3 separate regions of the Mus musculus genome follow, and all the other regions are linked to region 2. A link is a loop called in an ENCODE intact Hi-C map of the cell type or tissue named here. Cell type or tissue: left cerebral cortex. All regions are shown on one strand.

Region 1 (8,000 bases), 360 kb before region 2:
ACATCATTACAGAAGGATCCCAGTGAACACATACAGAAAGAGTAATAGAAATTAAATATGGCTCTGTTATAAACACCATAGGAATAGTTCTTACCAATAAGATTATTTGGCTTTCATTAAAGCCATGGCATAACATGACTTGGAAGGAGACACTCCTTTTCCTAAATCAGCTGCTGCTGCAGTTTGCTTGCTAGTTTTAGAAAGGAAGAGATATCCTCCCCTGGAATATGCCATCCAATGGCAGAACTATAGTCACTGAATACAGGAGAAACTGAGACCTTGGGTCTCTCTCTATGATGCCTGTGAACCATGAATATTTGACCTGAAGCTACAATGAAGGAGACAGGAAAATTCTGCATGGAGATGTACTGTGCAAAGCATCAAGCAGGAGTTTTTGAAAATAAATACCAATAAAATAAAAAGCAAAAGAATGACTTCAGATCTCTTTGAACTCGACATTACTTAAACACACATGAAACCTGCAATCTATGGTCCTTGATTAGATCCTGGATTAGGGAGAGACTACAGAACATTTGAACATGGCTCCTCAAATAATAGGGCTGCACCAAGGCTGTGCATCCTGAATGAGCTCCACATTTTCTCTTCATCCCGGGGAATTCTGGTTCTTAAGAAATCCAATATATTTAAGAATGAAGGTAAACTTAATTAAGGAGATGATGCATTGAAGCAAAACACTTATCTGTGTATTCACTGTATAATTTCCTAGGTCCAAAGGCATATACATTTATTAACATGTCAAAGTAAGCACATGGTTCCATCACCAAACATGGCCACTGGCCAAATCAAATAAAACGCATTGCAACCCCCTTTCTCTAGAGGCTACACAGAAAAGGGAATTTCAAGGGTTTGGTAAGTGATATTTTAGAAGAACTCAAAGTATTTAAGGAGCAGACCATGACACTGGCTAAATACCTTTGAGATACAGAAGAGATAGTGGCTAAGATGCAGAGATGATAGTTTCATATTGCACTGTATACACCAAGGTACAAGGCAAAGTCTTTTCAAGTGGTTTGATGGTATGATGTGAGCTGTATTTATGAAACTCATAGTAGTTACTGAAAGTGAGTCTTCCTTTGATAGTTCTGAATTTTTTGACCTGATAAGGGGAATTTGCAGCAAGCTAAGAAACGGGAGAATCAAGTGTGGCTTAGAAGGATAGGAAATAGGGCGGGCTCTAAGAGTTTTAAGTCCTTCCAGAATAAATCTCTCAGCATGCCACACTTCTGTAGCTGTGTTCTCAGAAGCAGCGTTTGTGCTTAGTTTGCTTTCACTTGAGTTCTGAAGCTGATGCACAATTTTATATGTGCTTACATAGTTTTATTCCTTATTCCTGGAAGACTCTGGTACAGCATTCATTATAAATCATCACAAGGTAATTGATCTTCGGTTCTAGTTTCTCTTTCATCTGTATAGGTAATGAGTTCAAAGAAAACATCTGAAGGTTGGAGATTCCAAACTAAGAAAATCAATTTTTGTGAGAGTCTTCATAGTAGTCAGGAACCTATGGGAACCTTACACTGGGACATTTGATGAGATGGTATGAGGACACCACCTAGACTGTATACTGTAGGGCTGCAGCACAGGGACATGGGTCAGGGTGTGTGCACATTTTTTCTGAGACTGCTCAGCCTTAGCGCTAGCCTCAGGCACGTGCTGGCATTAAGCTTTGTTATTTGCTGACAAGGACCAGTTTACTTCCTTGGGTTTGTCTCCCTGCTTCTTGAATGAAGCCTGCAACACTGCTGTCGTTAATTTTTGAGGCCATTTCATTCATAAGGATGGTGTGAGTATTTATTGAAAACTTGTTCAAATTTTCCACTTCTTTGTTCACTAGGTAGTTTTCTGTGGTAAATGTTCCCTGCTCTTGTGCCACAGGAAGAGCCTTCAAACCTGCCATGTTCTAACCCAAGTGTCCCTATATCCCACTCCTGTAATGAGGCAATTTACTATGACTTTCATTTTCAAAATAAAGTGTTGAAAATATCACAAGAGTTGTCTTCTGGTATAAAAATGAAGAGAGTACAAGACTGGAACAAATCACTTAGTCACTCATCAAGTATTTGCAGATTGTCTCCTACTTGCTATCTATTTTTCTAATGAGTATAGTAGATAGCAAGCTAAGCAGGCTAAATGTTCAGCCTCATAGACCTTCCATTGTCTGCCCCTGTTCCTGAGCTGCCTCCTCTGTTAAATGAGCTAGGCTTGTGCCAGGACACAAGGGTTGATATTGAATACTAAGGTCACTCTCTACTTTACATTTTCACTTCGGATATGTGAATTGGTTTTAATTAGATATGATACGACATATTGACTAATTTCTTCTTATTTGTGCCCTATAAAAGTAAAACAGAATATGCACATGATGTTTCTGGCAGCTAAGTGTGTATGAACAAGATCTGAGAAAGATCAAGCCAGGCCCATCCCCAATATAGATGTGGGAGGGGCTCATGAAGTCCACATCCTCCCCAGCTAAGAAACGTTTAGCGACTGGTGGCTCCGGGATAGAGGGAGTCAGCTCTATTCAGTGATGGTGGGCTCTGGTGGGCTATCCACGCTCTGATGGACATCCCTACACCCATGCATAAACTGACAGCACTAAGTGGACTTGGGTTTAGAAAAGTATACATAAACGTGAGTGGGAAAATTGGTGAGGAGAAGATAGGAAAAATTGGAACTGAGGAACTGGGGTACCAAAAATTAGTATATGCATCTATAAAATTAAAATCAATAAAAGAAAAATAATCCATCAGACTGACATTTCAAGAATAGCAACTAACGTCGAAATAAAACAAGCCACAAAAAACCCTCTGTGACCAACATGAAATTTAAGCTTTTAAAAGAAATTTATTCATTTTAATTTAAAGTGGTTTTTATATAAAGAATGCTGTAACAAAAACATTACCTGTACTCGCCAGCTATAAGAACTTGATTCTACAAAGAGTACACATGGAGGGACTCATGACTCCAGCTGCATATGTAACAGAAGTTGGCCTTGTCTGGCATCAAAATAAGGGGAGGCCCTTGGTCCTGTGAAGGCTCGATACCCCAGTGTAGGGGGATGCCAGGGTGGGGAGGCAGAAATGAATGGGTGGGTGGGGAAGCACCCTTATAGAAGCAGGGGAATGGGATAGGGGATTTGAGGATAAACAATCAAGGGGATAAACATTTGAAATATAAATAAATAAATAAAATATCCAATTAAAAAACACTTAGTTCTAATAGTTTTAATTTAATGGCATTTCAGACCCAAATTGATAGATACACTGTTAAATTGTTATTCTCTTACACACATGGTAAGCTGATAACTTATTTTCCAAAGTTATTAAGAACAAACCAAACATCTATCTTAAGTATATGTAAATATATATATATATATATATATATATATATATATATATATATATATGTGTGTGTGTGTGTGTGTGTGTGTGTTCTGAATATAACAGAAAAGATGAAGGCAGGGAAAAAGAAAGAAGAGGAAGACAAGGAGAAGGAGTAAGCAGGAGGAGGAGGGGGGGGAGGAGCAAAGAAGAAGGGCAAGAAGGGACAGGCATTCTCTCAAAGAGAAAATAAAACATAAAATTTTACTTCAAATCAAAATTGCCAAGTAGGAGCCAAATGACAGAGTACCTGACTTGGCAGTGAAACATTTGCTTAGTTTTAGCAGAAACCTGGCTTCCTTTGCCACACTCACAACAGGAAAGAGTAGTGAAAACATATGAATATGTCAAAAGTAGAATTAAAAAAATTATCCTTCAATAACTAAATAGCTAACACAAACTGTATCTCTGTTACTGGGGCTGGGCCAGAGTAAATACAGTCCTCTAGACAGTGCTCATTGATTCTAAGGATCGCTCATGCCCAGAATCTAAGTGAAAGGGCAGTTGGGTTTGCTGTCTACTTTTCTGTCCAGCATGCTTTATTTAATCTTTTATTATTTGTCTGCATTAATAAGTCATCCTTTGCTGTTGGTGCTACAAGTGCATAAAGGGAGATAATGATGACTCAGAATTCTCTCAGTTCTCCCGGGATTGGCTTTATTAGGCGATTCTGTAGCTTTCTTTACGTTTACTGGGAAATGGGGTGGGGCAGGGAAGAGGGGCTTACAAGTCTATCTTCTGTCACATAGGCTTATTCCACATAGCATCACCATCAGAGAAAGAAAGTGTGAGCATCTATGTTTAATTTTAATTGAGTATCTTAGAAAGTGAAAAGGCCAGGTTTACAAAAGAACAAGTTATATCTGTGAGAAGAATCCTTGGTCTTGATTTCAAATAATAAAGTGAGGAAAAATGGAGAGGGAATTGTAACTACATAAACAAGTTGAAATTCAAATTTAATTCAGTCACTAGGAGGGAGGAGCAGAAGCAAGAGTGACTTCTTGACAAAACCAAACCATGTAAGCCCAGCTTCAAGTTATGGTATTGGAGTTTCCCAATAGATGTCCAATGTTGAAGGGAAAAAATGCTTGTGAAATATTACCATGACAAAGGCATCAGGCTCTAGCGGAGAAACATGTAATTACTGTGTGTGGTCAACAGATGGCAGCATTTATACATATGGATGCATATCAGGGTTTATTAATAATATTAATGGTAAGTTCTCAAAGGTGTTACTATAAAAAAGGTGGCCTTTGTGATTTGGCAAATTTATATTATTTTATTAGTGCTTCTTTTTTAGTTAGTATCTTTTTTCTTTTGTAACATTATTCTTCTATTTCCACTGGTCACTTTGTTACAGTTGTATCTCTTTTATGAAAGAAACTTCAAAACAACGATACTTCACGTCCACAAACACACACACACACACACACACACACACACACACAAACACACACACACATACACACAATCACAATCAAAATTTGATTTCTATGAAGCTGAACAAAACGTGAAGAGACTGTCACCTGGGTATCCACTGGTATGATCAGAGGCCACTGTGAGGTCACAGCTTTTCTTCTTTCTTTGTTTCTTTGTTTCTTTCCTCCTTTCTTTTTCAGAAAGTGGGTTTCAATTGTGCTATCTGGGTTTTAATCTATCATGGCCTCTTGCCAGTCTGTAAATGCCCATAGCTGGTTCTGTCCGTGTTTTTTGATTTACAGATTAAGTGCTTCATGAGGCTTAACATAGCAACACAAATATTTAAATTGCCCCTACAGTTTACAACCTTAAGTGCTGTATTTTATATAAAAGGCACAAAATGAATATTGTTATTGAAAAAATTGGATGCACCAGAGGACTTCGGATCACTGAGATCAAAACATGGAACATACTGAGAAATCACAAGTGCACGCGGAGAAAGGTAGGAGATCCTTAAACAGCAACATCCGCCATTCCTAAATACCGGAAATAAGCAGAGAGCAGGGGGTAGGCTTCATCCTTGGAAAACTCTATTCTCATTATTATGTTCACAGTAACAAATATGAGTTTTAAAATGAATAATACAGTTTTAGTAGCAAAAGAATAACTTATGAGGACTCAAAATACTACAAAAATATTACTATATGTTAAAATCGACTTTTGTTGTTTCTTTGTTTCTACACAGTATGCTTGCTTTCCTAACGTTTCTATAATGACCAACCTTTTTAATGAAACTTTTTGTTTATCCACCTGATGAAATGTACTTCTATGAGGGAAGTTCAAAGCCTCAGTTGTGTGGATTGGTGGTCTGCACTGCCCATTTTGGGCTTCCTGACAGGCATATATCACTCTGTAGGTTCTCAATTTGAAATACTCAAAAGGAAAAAAAAAAACCACTATGTTTCTAACAAATAGTAGGAAATGCTTCAGTAAGGTTAACACAACTGGCAATGTTTCTATCTTAATTTAAAGAGTTGACATCTGAAATGTATTATTTGGGTAGTGTTTGCAGCCAGCTGCACTGTGTCTGGCCAGGGACTTATTCCTAGATTACTCTTCTCACTAATAGCCCATGTCCCCTCAGTAGGAAAGGTGAGAGTTGCTAGGGACTGGGCTGTTTCTTTAATCAGGGTAAAGCCTTCACAAATGCGTCCAAGCAATGGTTAAGGAATAAGAATAGGTCACAGTTAAGCTTATTTTGTTAAGTAATATTGTTTTTTTTTTCAGCCTTCTGATTTTATCTGAAGCTTTGACAGTTTTTTTTAAATATGTGCTGATTAACCTGATACTAAAAGAAACATTAAGTAATGCTATTATAGACGATAGCACAATTCCAGAACGTCAGAATGATATAAACATGATAATATAGTTTGTAATATCTTTAAGAGTGTAACAGTATTTGTGGATGCTCATGTACATTGCACGAAATGGGAAACTTTAGAAAATGCATTTTATATCATTAGCTTTTCCAAACTGAAAAAAAAATATTGATTGGAAACTAGTAAGCTATTAAACTAAACTTAATGATGAGAAAATATTGGAGCTTTTTTGGAAGAATGTTAATACTGCATTATTGACAAAATGATATTTATTGAATTAAAACAAGGATTTAAAATTCAAATAACTTCATTGTGAGAATTTATTGGCTTTCAGAGATCTCATCTCTTTCTTTTGTTTCTGAGATCTGTGTTATTTTTATTAGTATCATTTGTGTGTGTGTGTGTGTGTGTGTGTGTGTGTGTGTGTGTGTGTGTGTAGGATGTGAGCTGGCTGCCTAGGTGCCACTGCACAGGTACGGAGCTCAGAGGACAAATCTAGGTAAGGGGTTCTCTCCTTCATCCTTTCCATGGGTTTCAAAGATAGGACTTAGCTCATCCAGCTTGCATAGCTAACTCCCTTACCCAATAAGAGACAGTCACCTAGTCAGCTTGCTTGCCCAAGCACTCATTTTGGAAGCAGGAACTTTAAATCATTCCTTAAACCCCTGAATATTTAACCATTTCCTCTATCACTACAAGCAAAGTAAAAATATTGAATAATGTTGAGTACTTCTACTGATCCATGTTACACACTGAATGCTCTCTGAGCATTACACTATTTAACGTGAAAAGCCAGAAGGCAGATGTTATTGCTGCCAGTTAATAGAAGAAGCAGAAGGAGAATGCAGACATGGCTGAAGTTGCCTAGGTTACGGGAGAGGAGACTGAGAGCAGAAGTTGAAGCCTCTGATTGCAGATGGACCTCATCCCATTAACTTGACAGAGAGGCTTGGCATCTATTATCACCAAATCAAAAGAACAGTAACCTAAGGGAAATTCTGGATGACTATTTTCTATATCATCAAATATATTTTAGTGAAACTTTCACTGGCCTTTACAAACCAATATCAATAATCATTACTTAATTTATTAATAGGAATTTCAAAAGTACCAGCTCGTTTTCTAAGAAGGTAGGAAGCTGATCAAGTCACCGAACTGCAAACCTGACATTCTGATGAGCCAACAGAGGAGTAAAACAGTTTTGCTCAAAACATACAATGCACAGACATCACAACACCAAAAATAACAGCAAGGTGACAAAGATTAGCTGTGGAACTTGTTGTGTGTGACTTCATTTAGGACTCTTGGGAGAATAAGCCTAATCCAACTCAAGGAACTCTGTGGTTTCCTGGGGTGAAAGACTAATTAAAAGCTAGGACTATTTTTAAAAGTAATGAGCTGTCACGAACAACTCATTTGAAGCTGGACTTAATGACATACCGATATGTTTCTGCTATCAGTATCTCTTTCTTAACCAGAGCTGGTATCAGATGGCCCTAGCTTATTAGCAGTAGATTTACCTAATTGGTGCTTTTCCTGATATCTGAATAAACCATCTACTGGAAAAAGATTCTGGGGGCCTTTACAAACTTCATATTAGAAAGATAACCTGCTTAGTCACTTCTGACTTGTAGGTTTTATGAATAGCTTTTTATAACTCATTTACTTGTTTTTGTTTGTTTGTTTGTTTGTGTGTTTCTATTTTGTGGGCACTAGGACTCTTAGGAAAGATAAAACGTTACCTCTCAAAGAGACCACTGCCATCTCCAACTGACCGGAAGAAGTTCGATCAAGACTTTGC
Region 2 (8,000 bases):
CACTTTACAACATACATCTGTTAAATTGTATCTTAATATGTAAATTGTTACATCTTAAGATGATAACAAACTGAAAAAAATGTATATTTATAGAGCCTATGAAATCATCTGAAGATTGAGAGATATGAAGTAGATGCCTCAAATTAAATTAAAACACAGAACCTTACATTTAATTCCAAAGAATCTATTGAGTCATATGATAATTCAATAATCTACAAATTCACAGCTCAAACACGAGCAAAACCTATCAGACAGAAAAAGAAATGTTACTTTGAGCTCAGGCTGTGTTATGGGCAGAGTATAGATTTCACAGAGATTATTCTCTGCACAGGTTGGTCTGCCTCTGCTATACTCTTCACCTTTAGAAACCACTCTGGGGAGACAAAAGCAACATAATTATCCACAAAAATCATAACGATAATTGTCAGATTTTAAAACCATATGAAATAGCAGTAAGGAAGCATAATAACTTGGAATGAGTATGCTATGTCTTTTCTAAAGAGGAGGTTTTGTTAAGCAAGAGGAAGATTAGACTTATTCCCTGGGACTGTAGAAGAGAGCTAGGGTCAGTATACAAAAGACGGAAAAGCATTTTAGCTAAATGTGGAGAGTAAAATTATGTTGTGCTGCCCAGCACTGAGGGTCTTGCCCTGTGTGGTGGAAACATGCTTTGTTGTCCAATACATCCAATCAAGCAGGTGCCGAAAGGATTCCTGGATCAAATCACGTTACAGCCACAGTATGCTAATTTCACTTCATAGTAAAAGTCTATTAAGTATAGCTGTTTCAACTTATTAGCATAACTCTACAAATGGATCGGAATGCTCTTGATTTTACCTACATATTGTTTAAAGCACACAGACTGTAAACCTTCAGACTGATGCCGGAAGGTGGTTGTAAAATGTCATTCCATTAACTTCTTACTTAGCTATAGGTAAAATAGTGATGTTTCACCTTTTAAAACCAAGCCCCAACTTCCCACAGACTTAGATGTTGAACAAGCCCTGTAAAATTGGTTTGAATTTTCTATACCTTTTCAAATATAGCCATTTTAGGTTCAACCCTCACAAATTCAAGATGCATTATTTCAAGATACAAAACAAAACAATAATTCACAATAGTCATAAGAAATATAAATTTTTTCTTCATTTTCTGAAGTGTGACTGAAAATTAACAGAGGAAAATGATCTCAATTAACATAAAATGCTGATATTTAACAAGAAAACTCATTATTGAGGAAGGCAGACACTGCATTATACAGTGGCGTGGAAAGTCTGCACACAGCTTTACAGGAAACATTCTTTTCATTCTTTCTTTAACCAAAACCCTTAGCTGGCTCTGAATTGCTTATATGCTATACAATGAAAAGTGTGGCTGAAATCTGGAAGAAATCCAAAGATTAAAAGCATCACCTTAAAATATTTACTCAAGGGCCAGAAAAGTTCACTCTGAGGCTAAGTAGAAAACTTTTATCAAAGTTTACTCTAGGGCTGGCTATGCAGCACATGTGTATAAAATATCTAAAAGTGAATGCCTGATCAGGCAGCTAAGGTCTTTGAAGCTGCATAAACTATTTGGTGGCTCTTTGGCATTCATCATGGCTTGCTCTAAACATGAAGTACTTTATGCTATTTTTAGTTCCCATGACCTGGTACATTTCTTCAACAGAACGAAATTAAATGATTCCTGTGAGTAATTATTACAAGAGAAAATCAGATCAAAATATTTTTTCTTTTACCTACAGACAAGACTTTTCCAGTCACATTTGAATGGTTTTTCTTCCCTTCATCTTTTAATGTTTAATGTTAGAAACTGAAGGATATAAGGATATAGGGTAGTATGTATATTTTTATTTGACATCTAACTTTTTATTTGTGTACATCTGTGAGATTATTTCTGGAGGAAAAAATAAACTGAGTTGCATTAAAAAAACAAGAAGAAAATGTTAGGAAAGAAATTGTGTCTTCTAGGGTATGATAAAGGTGCCTAATTAACTGATAAATTTAGGTAAACACTATTCTCATGGTATTCACAAACAGTTTATATGATTACAAATACTTGAAATTTTTTGGCATTTGTGGCAATATGTATAATGACAGCTGGTGGTATATACTTTACTCCACTGATTCTGTGTAAAGGATTTATTCTAAACTCATATATAAATACTTTATATTTATTTTAAAATTCTCGAGGAAGCTCAAGAGGTTCCAAAACATAATCAACAATGAACCAGAAGTGCATGTAATTGTATAACTACTGAAGGAGGCACAATTCAGTTTTTAATTAGCATGTGTGGTAATTTCATGTGCTTGGCCCAGGGAGTGGCACTATTAGAAGGTGTGGCCTTGTTGGAGTAGGTGTGGCCTCATTGAAGGAAGTGCATCCATGTGGCCCAGGGCTTCAGGACCTTCATCCCAGTGCCTGGATGTCAGTCTTCTCCTGTTTGCCTTCTGAACAGAATGTTGAACTCTCAGCTCCTTCTATGCTGTGCCTGCCTGGACGATGCATGCTCCCACCTGGATAATAATGGACTGAATCTCTGAACCTGTATGCCAACCTCAATTAAATGTCCTTATAAGAGTTGCCTTGGTCATGATTTCTGTTCACAGCAGTAAAAACCTAAGTAAGGCAGCATGAAGGATATTTGAGTGGCATGACCATATTAGAGAAGAGTATGTCTTAGGTAAATATTTTTACGTCTTAAAATTTTGCAGAATATAGTTATAACTATTGTCTTAGTTAAGGTTTCATTGCTGTGAAGAGATATCATGACAAAGCCAACTCTTATAAAAGGAAATATATAACTGGGACTGAGTTACAGTTCCAGGGCTTTAGTCCATTATTGTCAGGGTGAGAAGCATAGTGGCAGACATGGCAGTGTGCCAGAAGACATGGTGCTAAAGAAGGAGCCAAAGCTCTACATTTTGATCCATAGGCATCCGTAGAAAATTGTGTGGCACACTGGGCATAAATTGAGGCTAGGAGACCTCAAAGTCTGCCTCTGCAGGGACATGCTTCCTCCAACAAGGCCATAACTCCTAAGTGACACTCCCTATGGCAAAGCATTCCTACACATGAGTTTATTTGGGGTAGTAGGGAGTTGACTTGGGCCAGTTGCGAATGTAAAACCTTTAAAAAGAATTTTATGTTTTCTTTTTACATTAAGTAATAATCATTTAACTTCATAATACAAAGGCAAATCTGATCATGTAAAAAGCATCATGAAATTATTTCAAATACATAGCGTTTTAATGTTTGCATTTTTGAAAGAATAAATCATTTTAAGATCCACTATTCAAAATTACTTCTATCTACATAGGTGCATAGGATAGAATCCTTTGCTGCCATCTTCTGGAACTTAGTAACTTGTACATGCCGACAGTTTTGTTTTGTTTTGTTTTGTTTCCCCCTTCTAGAGAAAGCTTCCCAGAGGAGACAAGGAGGAGATAATTGCATTCTCAAATCATAGCAATGCTAACTGAAAATTGGCTTCTGTGAGTCACTTTATCCCAAGAACCTTCATTTGGCCTATGGACATTCCTTGAACATCCTGAAAATACTAGGTACCCATTTTGCCATTTTCTTGGGCTTTCTTCAAAACTGAGTTGTATTTATTTCTACAAAACTTATACACTTTAAAATGTAGGAAAAATATTTAAATCATTTATTTATTTATTTATTTATTTTGAACTCCAGCTTTTATTCCCCTCCCGGTCCATCCTCCAACTGTTCCACATCCCACCCCCATACCCTAACCCCACCAGACCTTTAAACTCCCTGGAGCCTCCAGTCTTGTGAGGGCTAGGTGCATCTTCTCTGACTAAACCCAGATTCTGAAGTCCTCTGCTGTATATGTGTTGGGGGCCACATAACAGCTGGTGTATGCTGCCTTGTTGGTGGTTCAGTGTCTGAGAGATCTCGGGATCCAGGTTAATTGAGACTGCTGGTCCTCCTGCAGGGTTGCCCTCCTCCTCAGCTTCTTCCAGCTTTCCTCTAATTCAACCAAAGGGGTCAGCAGTTTCTGTCCATGGGTTGGGTGCAAATATCTGCATCTGACTCTTTCAGCTGCTTGTTGGGCCTTTCAGTCATGATAGATCCCTTTTTGTGAGTGCCCCATAGCCTCAATAATAGTGTCAGGCCTTGGGGCCTCCCCTTGGGCTGGATCCCACTTTGGACATGTTGCTGCACCTCCTTTTCCTCAGGCTCCTCTCCATTTCCATCTCAGACAGGAACAATTATGGGTCAGAGTTTTAACTGTGAGATAGCAACCCCATCCCTCACTTGATGCCCTGTCTTTCTGCTGGAGGTGGGCTCTACAAGTTCCCTCTCCCCACTTTAGGGCATTTCATCTAAAGTCCCTCTCTTGGAGTCCTGAGAGTCTCTCACTTCCTGGGTCTCTGGTGCATTCTGGAGGGTGCCCCACCTCCTACCTCCTGAGGTTGCCTGTTTCCATTCTTTCTGCTGGCCCTCAGGGCTTCAGTCCTTTCCCCTGACCAATACCAGATCATGTTTGCCTCTTTCCCCTACTGTCCCCTTACCCAGGTCCCTCTCTCCCTACCCACTTGTGATTGCTTTCCTCTTCCTCCCAAGTGGGATTGAGGCATCCTCACTTGAGCCCTTCAGCTTGTCGACCTTTTTGAGTTCTGTGAACTGTATCTTGGGTATTCTGTACTTTTTTTTTTCTAATATCCACTTATTAGTGAGTACATACCATGCATGTCCCTTTAAGTCTGAGTTACCTCACTCAGGATGATATTTTCTAGTTCCATCCATTTGCCTGCAAAAGTCAGGATGTCCTTGCTCTTAATAGTTGGGTAGTATCTCATTGTGTAAATGAACCACATTTTCTGTATCTATTCTTCTGTCATGGGACATCTAGGTTGTTTCCAGCTTCTGGCTATCACAAACAAGGCCGCTAGGAACATAGTGGAACACGTGCTCCTAGAATAAGCAGAGAGACACAGATTAGCAGAAACAACTCTCTGTCATATACCTCAGGGGGCTACACACAGAATGGATGCAGATAGATGCTCTGTGCGCTAGCAGATCAGCAAAGGAGAAAATTCACTGGGTCAGCATCTTACATAACAATAGTCCAGGTTTGCAAAGATGAGAATTTATTAAAAGTGAAGATTCTGTTGCCTGGAAGATTCCAGAGACAGAGTGTTTTGATCCTACCTGGGTCACTAGATACTGTGACACTTTATTTTTTCCCTTCATCATTACCTTCAGGAACGAATCTCTGTCCCTCCTCACTCCTCGTTCCACGCTCGCCTGTAAGCTTCACTTTCTTCCTTGTCAAGTTAAGTGCTGGGGAATGTTTGACTCTTGGATGGGAGTCTGAAGGGAAAGCCTTGATTTATAGCACGCTGCTATTTGCCACGTTAAAATCCACCATAGCTGATTTAAAGCTGTCACCTTGATGTCACCGAAAGCCAAGTTGAAACTGGATGAGTATTCGGGACTCTCATGGGCTGGTGCAACTCCACTCTACCTCCCTGTGAAGCATGTGTTGCCCACCTGGACATGACCTGGCCCTGTGATCTCCCAATACATTTCCTTTCTCTTCAGCTGGCCAGTGGACAGTACTGGCCACTCACTCACTGGAAACCGTTCTTCTCTTCGGGTTCTCTCTCTTCCTGTAGCAGATGCTTGACTTGCTGTGCCACATACCACCTGTCTGCATCCCATCGATGTTTCCCAAGGGTTCCATTTCTTGCCCCATTCTGTGTTCCCTGTCCTTATTTTCTTGGGCTCACTCCCCTCCTGACATACGCCTTGACCCAGCACACTGCTGCTCCTCTTTGGCCTAGCACACACACCTTTAGGGGAATTTCAGTGTAACTATTTAGACTCTTTTTACCCTTTCTCATTCCACTCCCTCTGTCTGGATAGTTTGTTTGTGTCACATCTGCCCTAAGCTGAAGCCATAGCTTCCTGGGCAATGTTATTCTCCTGACTTGTTTCTTGGTTCTTCTTCTGTACTCTAGCTAGTCTCTCCTCTGATAGTTAAAATTACCGTTATTTAGTATGATACAATCTTAACTGCTTCCATTTCCCTAGAGACTAAAATTTTAAGTGCATGGTTCATAACTACACTTGCTTTCTCACTATGTGTAACATGCACGAACAGAAACTAAACCTGTTAATATAAGAACAGCCTATCTTCTACTTAGTTTTTCCATTATAAACACAGAATCTTGATTTAAGAATCATGTATATGAAAGTAACTTTGGCTTGGAAGTGACATAATTTCTTTTTTTTTCCCCCAGTAACTTATTTTTTTATTCACTTTATATCCCAGTCACAGCCCTTACAAATACTCTCCTCTATTATCCCCTCCTTATCTCCTCAGAGAAGGGAAAGCCCCCCTGAGTACCACCTCATCCTGAGACATCGAGTCCCAGCAGGACTAAGCTCATCCTCTCCCACTGAGGCCCAACCAGGCAGTCCAGCTAGGGAAATGGAATCCAGTGGCAGGCCAGAGAGCCAGAGACAGCCCCCACTCCAATTGTTAGGGAACCTACACGAAGACCAGGCTACATATTTGCTACAGGTGTGTAAGGGTCCTAGATCAAGCCTCTGTATGCTCTTTGGTTGGTGTTTCAGTCTCTGTGAGCACCCCCATGGGCCCAGATTAGTTGACTCTGTAGGTCTTCTTTCATGTCCTTGATCCCTCCAGGTCACTCAATCCCATCCCCTGCTCTTCCACAAGACTTCCCAAGCTCCACCTGATGTTTGGCTGTGGGTCTCTGCATCTGTTTCCATCCGATGCTGGATGAAGCCTCTCAGGAGACAGTTATGCTAGGCTTCTGCCTGCAAGCATAGCAGAGTGTCATTAATAGTGTCAGGGGCTGCTTCTCTCACATGGGATGGGTCTCAAGCTGGGGCAGTCATTGGTTGGCTGTTCCCTCAATCTCTGCTCCATCTTTAATCCCTGTGTATCTTGGAGGCAGGACAAATTTTAGGTCAAAGGTTTTGTATGTGGGTTGGTGTCCCCCTCCCTCCACTGGAAGTCCTGTGTGGCTATAGAAGATGTCCACTTCAGTCTCTGTATCCCCAACTGGTAGGAATCAAAGCTAGGGTCAACCCCATAGATGTCTTATGCTTTATAGACTCCTTGTGCTCCCATAGCATGTTAAAACACAGTTATTTACAAGCAATGCATATTTGCTCTCTACAGTTCACAGATTGAGACGCTGTGTAACTTCACTCCAGATCGAAACATTCCCTCATAGACAATAGGGAAAGGGTGCAGACTCACAGGACAATTACAACTCCTGAGGACTGCCCCTCCGCAATATTTATACAAGTAGCAAACAATGGTTGGGAGAGATGGAACCATTTGATGTAGCTTTGCACAAGTTATATAGGGAACTGTAATGATGCAGCTCTGGTATGCCACTGGTCATGCTGGAGTGGACTTGTTAGTGATGGATTTGCTGCAGTCATACATGCTTCTGTAAGTAAATCTAATAAGCTCTAGTTGGTTCAACAAACTAGAGACGGGGCAAGTAATGCCCTTGGTCTGTCATTGGTTTCATCTGCAATGGGTAGATGGGGCTGCAAGTCTGAAGGATATAAAGGAGAATTCATAAAAGCTGATCGAATCGCCTGGCTATGGTCCTGCGTCTCTCCAACCTCCGTTTTCACTATGGCCACATCTGGTACCCTGCACTTTTGTGAAGATTCCTGTGGTTATGTTGGTTTCTCCAAAATCATAGGGGATATTTCCTACATACTGTAAAAATCAATCTAATTAAAAACAAATAAAGCAATATATTTTACAGGTGTTAGGAATTAGCTCTGGTGGCAGGGCTATCCACTTAGACTGTTAGTTAAGAGCACCAGTTCTACATTAGCCTAACTGGGTCCAGTTTTTCTCTGTTCATTAATAACTGAAATAAATATACTGAGAAAAACTAAGTTTGCTTTATTTTCTCACCTATAAAATGTGAATATACAAAAAGGAGATATTTCACAAAGGTAGATAAAGTTTA
Region 3 (8,000 bases), 420 kb before region 2:
TTTGATGAAATTACCTCCTCCTATGCAATGCCACTCTCTGTATTTTATGCATTTAATATTTACATTATTTACTTGATATTGTCATATATATCATGTATTTTATCATATTCATCTCCCACTCGTTGAAGACCCACTCTCATCCCATCTCTACTTGACTGTCCCCTCTTTTATGGTTGATTTTAAATTTCAAAATCCAAGGAGTTCAATTTGTGCATGCCATAAACTCATGGTTATTAGAGTATCCATTGAGTCCATCTTCCAGTGGCTATATCCTTAAGCAAACCTTACACCACCACCTCCATCCACACAGCAACAAATATTAGTAGTTCCTGCCACTCTCCTCTATGTGTACACTCACTCCCAGATAAAAGCCTTCTCAAGGCCCCTAAAATAATTGTATAATTACTCTATAGCATATAATCCTAATTACATTCTTACATGGCCTCTGAAGAGCTACATGATCTCTGCTTGGTATTTATCTCAGTCACTTATTATTTTTAAACTCCATATGTCTACATTTACTTCCTTTAGGTCTGTGGAGCATACTGCCTGCATTTCTACCCTCAGGCTTTTGAATGTGATGTTTCACTAATGGTCACATGCACCAAACTGTGAGTAGCAAGAAGTGGTCTTCAGTGTCTCTTTTCAGATCCCTCTAAACAAGGGGAACCCAGAGTTGATCCTGTAGTCTGGATGCAGAGTTGCCCTGAGGGCCCCCTTGTTAAATGCTTGGTCTCTGGGCAGTGCTACTGAGAGACAATGAACACCCCAGTGAAAGTTCTTTAGGCCACACCCTTGAAGTGGCTCTCTGACTTCAGGCTCATGAATTTTGTCATTGCCACTTCTGCCTTGTTCTTTCATCTGTGACAAATTGCCAAAGGAATGTAACGAGTCTGCCTGCTCTTAGACTGAAACCTTCATAAGCAAGAGCCTAAATAAGTCGTTTTTCTTTATATATTGGTGGTGTCAGCTATTTTGTTCTAGTAATAGGAAGCTGGCTGATATGGCTAGGTTATCCATCTCAGAGAAAATTCTGTCTGCTTTTCTGCACATTTCATCTCTGTTTATCTCTGTTGGGTGAGCAATGGCCTGAGTAGAATGTTCCCTTCTTAGGGCTACAGACACGGTTACATACACGGAAGTCATCAGTGTAAAGTGAAAATAGAGGCCTCTTTGCTCATGAAGTATTATGAATTTTACCTCCAGTGATAGTGACTTCTATCAATCACTTTATCACTGTCACTATGCATGAACCTGGTTCTCCGGGACCCATTATAATCTATTTTAAATAATGTTTCCAGATGCCTTCACTGTAGATATCGTTGCCCTCTTACATCTGCAGAACCAACATCTATCTGATTTATAGCTTTAGTTTTTATTAGGTACAGGGGGTAACTGTGTTCTCTGATGCAAACCTGATGATAAAATATATGACCTGGTGTGAAGAGACCAGGGAGGTCCTTTAGACCCTCAGTGATAAGATGCTGTTCCTATTGGAAAGTTTAGCAATGCAGGCATAACTGAGATAGCAAGGAGCCCACAGATTCCTGCTTATGTTAATCTCAGCAATCCTTCTGCAAGTGGCCCTTCGTTGTAGCCTACTCATCTCTATGCATTCTCTCCTGTTATTACTAAACTGAAGTTATTTTTCTGATGATAATTTATGTCTTTTGACAATCCTTTGAGTTAGAACATTTATGCAGGATAACTGCTGTGATCAAAAGAAAGTTTATTTGGACTAAATTTAATAAGTTTATATCAACAAACATTTACTGATTGAATACCCACTATATGTTGTTGGTGCATAAGAGACTAAAGAAATGAAATTGTCGCTCCCACGAAGCTGGCATTACAGAAAAGTGCTATGGATCAAAAGGCTACAGACTGAACACCAGAGGCAATGGGGGCAGTATTAGAAGAATAGGGTGGAGAGGGGGAGAAGGTTAGGGTTTTAAGTAGGGCAGTCGGGGTAGGTAGGCCTGGGAGTGAAGGAACAAGAAAATAAACACTATGGTTATTCAGATATACGCCAGGTTGGAAGCTAAGAAACAAAAGATGCAGGACATTCCGATTTCTGGGAACCTGGTTACAGTTTGTCCACAAAGGATCTGCTTTTGGACAATAGAGAAGGGGTAAAAAAGAAACACAGAGTAAAGACTCATTCTAAGACAATAATTTGCATTTTGTGTACATAGGCCCTTCTGAGAAGCAGCTGGCTGTCTTCTCCCAAGGGTAACCAGCGATTTGTGATATTTGGTCTCAGATCTTAAATCACTCAGTCTCCTTAAAGGAGAGCTCTGAGGCAGTGTACTGGAAACCTCTTTAGCTGAGATGTGAGTGAGCAGACATATTGACTGGTTTGAACATGTTCCCCTTTTCCTTTTACACTCTGTATACCGGCACCATGGTAAAAGGAAACAAGATTTTTAAAAATTACGTCAGTTAATTATAGCTGGGGATAGAAAGTGAGGTGGATGGATTATGAAGTAAGCTAAGCAAGAAGAAAACAACATAATAAAATAATAAGAAAAATTAAAGCAACCTTAACAGTGAAACAAAGAAAAGCACAGGACGTGCTCAGCATATAATGAAGTGTTTAGGATTACTTAGCTAAATTTCATTACAAACTTCGGAAGCGGGTGCAGCTTTCTACAAGTGGAGAAATGGCCACAAGATATTGTGCAGTTCTGTGCAGCAACAATTTTGTCAAGTATTTATACGCATCCATAGAGAGAAGTGTGTAAATTCGCATACACTATACGTCCCCATACAACCTGCTGAGTTCAATTTACACACACTCAGTGAACACATATTCAATTTAAACAGCAGGAAGTAAAATGAAGGGCTGAATCTCAGACAGCAGGAAACACAATAGTTTGTATCTTCATACTGTTGTGTAAGTCAGGTTTTGCTCTCTTTCTTATTAAGTAAGAGGGAAATCCCAGATGCCCAATAACAGCACAAAAGCTCAATAATAATCCCAAGAAGCACCAAACAAACAAAACAGCTGGGACCCCAGCAGCTTTCTGCTTCTGGGCGTGCACAGGACACAGGCAGTGGGCGGAGCCAAGAAACCGAAAGAGAAAGCGGGCCGGGCACAGTGGACCTCGGGCACCGGGATGAAGCCGCAGTTGGTGAACCTCTTGCTACTGTGTTGCTGCTGTCTCGGCCGCCACGGGGTCGCCGGGACCTGGTCTTGGAGCCACCAGCGGGAGGCCGCCGCCTTGCGGGTACCAAGCTCCCTCCCTCTACTGCCCCGGGGCTCCTAGGGAGGGACCCAAGCTCCAAGCGCGCATTTCCCCAGTAGAACTGCCTCCTAAAAGTTTGATTCCCCAGGGCAAGGATTTCTGTGCTATATCCCAAAGCACCAAAAGATGTCCAAAGCAAAGCTAAGGGGAAGAAGTATCCTGAATCCTAAAGCCTTTCCCACACCAAACCTGTCGCATAGAAAGCCGCCTGCAGGGGGCACTGGCTCTCTCCTCCTATAACTGGAAGTTAATGATTTCTCAGTCCTGGAACTGTCTACCACCATCAAGTTCTCTCTGACTTGGTGGAGACTGATGTAGAACAGGAGACATTTCACTGCCTTAAATTCGGATTTCTTTTTTTAAAGTTTTCATAATAATCCTTCAATTGCTCTCCAACCTTAAAATTCTGAAATGGACAAGTTAGCTGACCACGGATAGATTTTCCCAGTAACCAGGGGAACTGACCGAAATGCAGATTCACAGTTGGCCTCAGTTGCTATACTTAATGCTCTCTGAAAGGTTTTTAAATCTGAAAAAAAAAAAAAGAAAAAGAAAAGAAAAAAGAAAATGCCATCACGATTTTATTAGAGGAGGACTCACCTGTTCGACTCAGTGTCTATCTGAATTCAGGAATGCTGCTCTTAGGCCATTTAACTAGTGTTTACTGATGTTTTCTGAAATTTCCATAGAACCCCATAGCTCTGCCCCGTTCTCCTTGTCCTCTTTGGCCTGAGAAGTTCCAGTATTCATTCAGTCCGGCCTTCTTTGGCTTCAGCTACCCTTGTGTTGTACTCAAATCAAAATGCTGTGCTTTAGTTCTCCTTTTTGTTACTTTTGAGCTCATTTCTTGTTACCAGTCTATTTCTCAGTGTCCTTGGCCTGTGTGTTACTGAGACCTGTCCTTGATTTCCAATAGGGTGAGGTAGTCAGTGTCACAGGTTGTTGATAAGGTGTTTATTGGCCAACTAGTTTTTTTTTTTCTAATCTTGAGTATTGAAAGCTAACAATGTAATGTATAATTTTTTTTCTCCTTACTGAAATAAAGCAAGGTTGCCAAGAAAAGCAACTTAAAGAAAGTGAAAAAGGGTCTACTTTGGCTCACACTTTCAGGGACAGTCTATCATCATGATAGGGATGTCATAGTGACATGTGTGTGGAGCAGACATCCATACTACATCAGCAGCCAGGAAGGGAAAGACATGGATACTGTATCCCAGCTTACTTTCTCATCTTTATTTGGTCCAGAACCCCAGCAGGAGACACAGTGACTCCTAAGCTTACCAAGGGCTTCCTACCTCAGTTACACCCATCTAGAAACATCCTCCGAAATATACTCAAAGGTTTATTTCCATGGACATTCCCAATCCTAGTAAAGGTACAATCAAGATTACAGTCACAGTCACTGAAAAATTATTACAAAATAGAATTTGTGTGTGAACTATAATTTCCATGCCTACTTGTATTTTACTCTTGAGGAGATTGCAATCCCCAGACACACGTCTAGATTCTCTTTGGAGGAGAAATGCAACCAAGGTTCCATATAGAGAAGTAAGAGGTTGGAGGTTGAAGAAAACATTTCAAATCTTAGTACATTTTTTTTAAAACTTAGGGTTAAAAACACCAAAACAGCTTTGCAAGCAGTTCCTGTTGGCAGGAATTTGCTGATAAGTCCAGTGACCTGTTTTCTGAGCACTTAGTCATTAAATGATAGCTACAAACTGTGAGTCCTCCTGGAGAGTGTCAGCTGGAGAGTTGGAAGCAGAGGGCTTTGTTTCTTTGGTGACTAAAAGTATTAAGGATTCGTCTGGCTTTACAGTATGGGTTGAAATATATGGTAAGTAAAACTCAGCTTATAAGTCTAAAAAGTGTCATTTGAAAAAAGAATGTTTCCACTGTAGAATTAGTTGGTTGGAGATTCTACTGTTTTCTTACATGGCACATTGTGTACAGAATCTATAAAATTCCATTTGTTTCGCAATGCACTGAAACATTTTAAAGTAGGTTATAAAGTAAAATTGAGCCATTAAATTAAATCCCACTTAATTGTATTCCTTAATCAATAAGGTAAACAGCAGCCCTGCTAGCTGTCGTTATATTATTATTCAATGAGACAAGACTCCTCCATGACTTATTATGGAATATCTTACATGCTACCTGAAGGAAAAGGAAAGGGAGGGAAGTCACACTCCTGCATGGTGGACTGGGCTCTTGGTTCTTGGTTGTTGGCTGACGCTCTTCACTTTCCCTTTGCTTTTCCTGTGGAAGGCAGATGAGAGACTCTGGCTTTTTAATACTGTGACAAAAAACCCTTAGGTGGCTTACTTAAATAGAGGAGAGCTTTGTATTTACTTAGTGTTTCTGTCCATGTTTGGTGGTAGATTTGAATCTGTGGAGATATAGTGCTCTGGGGAGCATGCAATAGAGGAGACTTGTTTGTCTCTCCGACAGTGGGAATCAAAAGGGACATGCCAGGGCCCTAATTGCCCTCTACCAGTCACCAAAAGCAGTCTGCATTCTTAGCCTAGGAGGACGTGAGAGGCATCAATGGATTCAATAAAAGCTGGTCTTCAGACTCCCTTCAGAATACTCTTGACAAGCCACCTAGTTGGTGGCTTCACATGCATTGAGGAGCATTGCCTTAACACTGTGATGGCTCATGCTGTGTCTTTACTGAGTTGTGTATGTGTCTGAGGTCATTTCTATATAAGTAGATTATTATAATGTAGATTATTATAAGTAGATTATTTAAATGAGTGCTTATGATGAGCCACAGATATCCTGGTTATCTCCCCCAAGTCTACCTTGTACTTGCTGCTGCTTGGGAACTTTCATGAGGAGGTGACTTTGAGAGTAGTCAGTCCAGTTCCACAGACATTTTAGGGTGATTTTTAGCTTAAAGCACACATTGTCTATATCGAAATATAGTAAAACTTGTAAAAACCTTAGATCAGATCATGTTCATTCATTTTTCCTTCTGACTATCTGCTTGACCTACAATTTGTCAGTTATCCTGTGTTGGGAACTGATGTAGATGTCCTTGGTGACATGTGAAGAATAGTGTCTGTGGAGGCCTCCAAGAAGTTACATTAGACTGACACATGTCACCCCAATAGTTACAGTAGTTGAGAAGGTGGAAACAAGTTCCTCCAATGTACTCTGTCTGAAAACAAACAGCATATTATATATGTGGGGGACTAGCATTCGTTTCTAAAAAGCAGTATGAAATCCTGTACATTAGAAAATAGATTCTCTCATTTCATAAATGCACATGTAAAAAGTCCCCCTTCTAATAAGGGATAACATATTTCTCACCTAGGAATTCTGCATGTGAGATTTACAATTCCCACGTCTTGAGAGAAATTCTCAGCAATGATTCCATGCTGACTATAATCTGTGCATATTTTGTCCCTGCTTAGATTTGCCAGACCTTCCAGAGAGAACATTTTCCATGCATACATGGAACTGACTTATTACCCACTGAACTCTAGCATTTGCCAGCGAAGGCTGATAAGATCAAAACTTAACAAATAATGAGCTCAGAACGGTAAAAGAAAGTGACCTTACAAGATGGGCAATGGGTTGACTTCATCCAACCCTAGTTACTTGACAAGCCAAGGCAGGAGGGTCACTGGAGACATGGTGTTCAAGACCAGCCTTGGTACATAATGAAACACTTATCTCTGATTTTTGAAGCATGAATAGATGAAGGGCATGAGCTGCAAGCACGATCATCATCAGAAAGGAATATCTTTGCTTACATTGGTAGAAAGCAATAAACTAGAGTAAATACAAGAAACCCTAGCTAGCAATGGGGAAAAGATGTCTAATTTCCATGGTTGTCTCCCCTAATAAAATCAACATAAAGACCCACAATGTAGATGTCCCCCGCCGCCCCCCAGCCTGTGCCTTACAGGTTGGATGGCTGAACCCATGCATCACGTGCTGGTTGGATGACTTTAAGAAAAACATACACCCATCTATGCCTCAGTTCATTAATCTGAGGTGAGAAGATGAGGTGAGCAAGTACCTCATGCAGAGGTAGTAGTTCAGAGAACATACTTAAAACAGCAATACAGTTTAGCTAACCTTCCCATCCCTCAACTGTGCTTGGTAGCTATGAACATTCCTCTTAGACAACACAAAGCCCAGGAAATTGATCCTCAGGATTTGCTTCTTTCTCCAGATATTATTGAACACATGAAAGGAAAAAAATGTATATATCTAATTTGTTCTTTATATTAACAACCAGCAAGAAAAAAAAATTCCCCAACTGCTCTCCTCTAAGGGGGTAGATTGAAGACCTTGCCAACACCCATAGGTTTCTAGTTGAAGATATCCGTGACCATCAACTGTCATAAACAAATCTATCTTGTGCCACTTTGTTTCTCTTGCTTGGAAAGGTCTGGAGAGTCAGGATGCCAGAGGTGGAGTGAGAGGCTTTCTGATTTCTCAGAAAAATTTTGGTTTCTGAGGAATGTTACAACTCCAGCCTAATTTCCACATGAGAGCAGTCCAGGCCTCTTATCTGCAGAGCTATCTTTTATCTCTACCAGATGCAAACAGCCCTTTCTGCTTCTGACTTCCAGTAAACATTGTTTTTGTTTTTTCTGACAGTGGGGTTGGAAGCATTTCCAAGCAATACTAAAACAACTTTGCTACTCCAGTAAAGCAAATTAGAATAAGAAAGAGATTACAAGAGTACATAGGATTATCATACAATTAAAGTTTTGTTTTGTCGTGTGAGCTATATAA

The links. A loop is a pair of places that touch in the nucleus more often than their neighbours do. Peaks named below come from ENCODE experiments on the same cell type or tissue, not always from the same donor. Only the 100,000 strongest peaks of a DNase experiment are listed, where the experiment ranks them.
Region 1: a loop joins it to region 2, with 5 times the contacts of the local background. A loop is called at or near these places in 5 of 42 quality-filtered maps.
Region 3: it touches region 2 in a loop (5-fold over the local background); 15 of 42 quality-filtered maps call a loop at or near these places.

The regions. Positions count from the first base shown.
Region 1 is chr3:81,991,669-81,999,668 of GRCm38, forward strand. It overlaps Asic5 (acid-sensing (proton-gated) ion channel family member 5), which reads left to right and starts at 5,254. Exons shown (of 10, transcript NM_021370.2): 1 at 5,254-5,322; 2 at 7,916-8,000. The coding sequence starts at 5,283. In left cerebral cortex, a CTCF peak has its summit at 4,555 (motif pointing right); a DNase peak (open chromatin) is centred at 4,541.
Region 2 is chr3:82,347,173-82,355,172 of GRCm38, forward strand. No RefSeq gene overlaps it. Among named protein-coding and RNA genes, the nearest start is that of Map9, 6.9 kb to the right of the region's middle. In left cerebral cortex, a CTCF peak has its summit at 3,350 (motif pointing left); a DNase peak (open chromatin) is centred at 3,376; H3K27ac peaks cover 408 bases.
Region 3 is chr3:81,929,546-81,937,545 of GRCm38, forward strand. Ctso (cathepsin O) reads left to right here and starts at 3,056. Exons shown (of 8, transcript NM_177662.3): 1 at 3,056-3,230. The coding sequence starts at 3,120. In left cerebral cortex, a CTCF peak has its summit at 3,456 (motif pointing right); DNase peaks (open chromatin) are centred at 3,118 and 3,433; H3K4me3 peaks cover 1,250 bases; H3K27ac peaks cover 1,297 bases.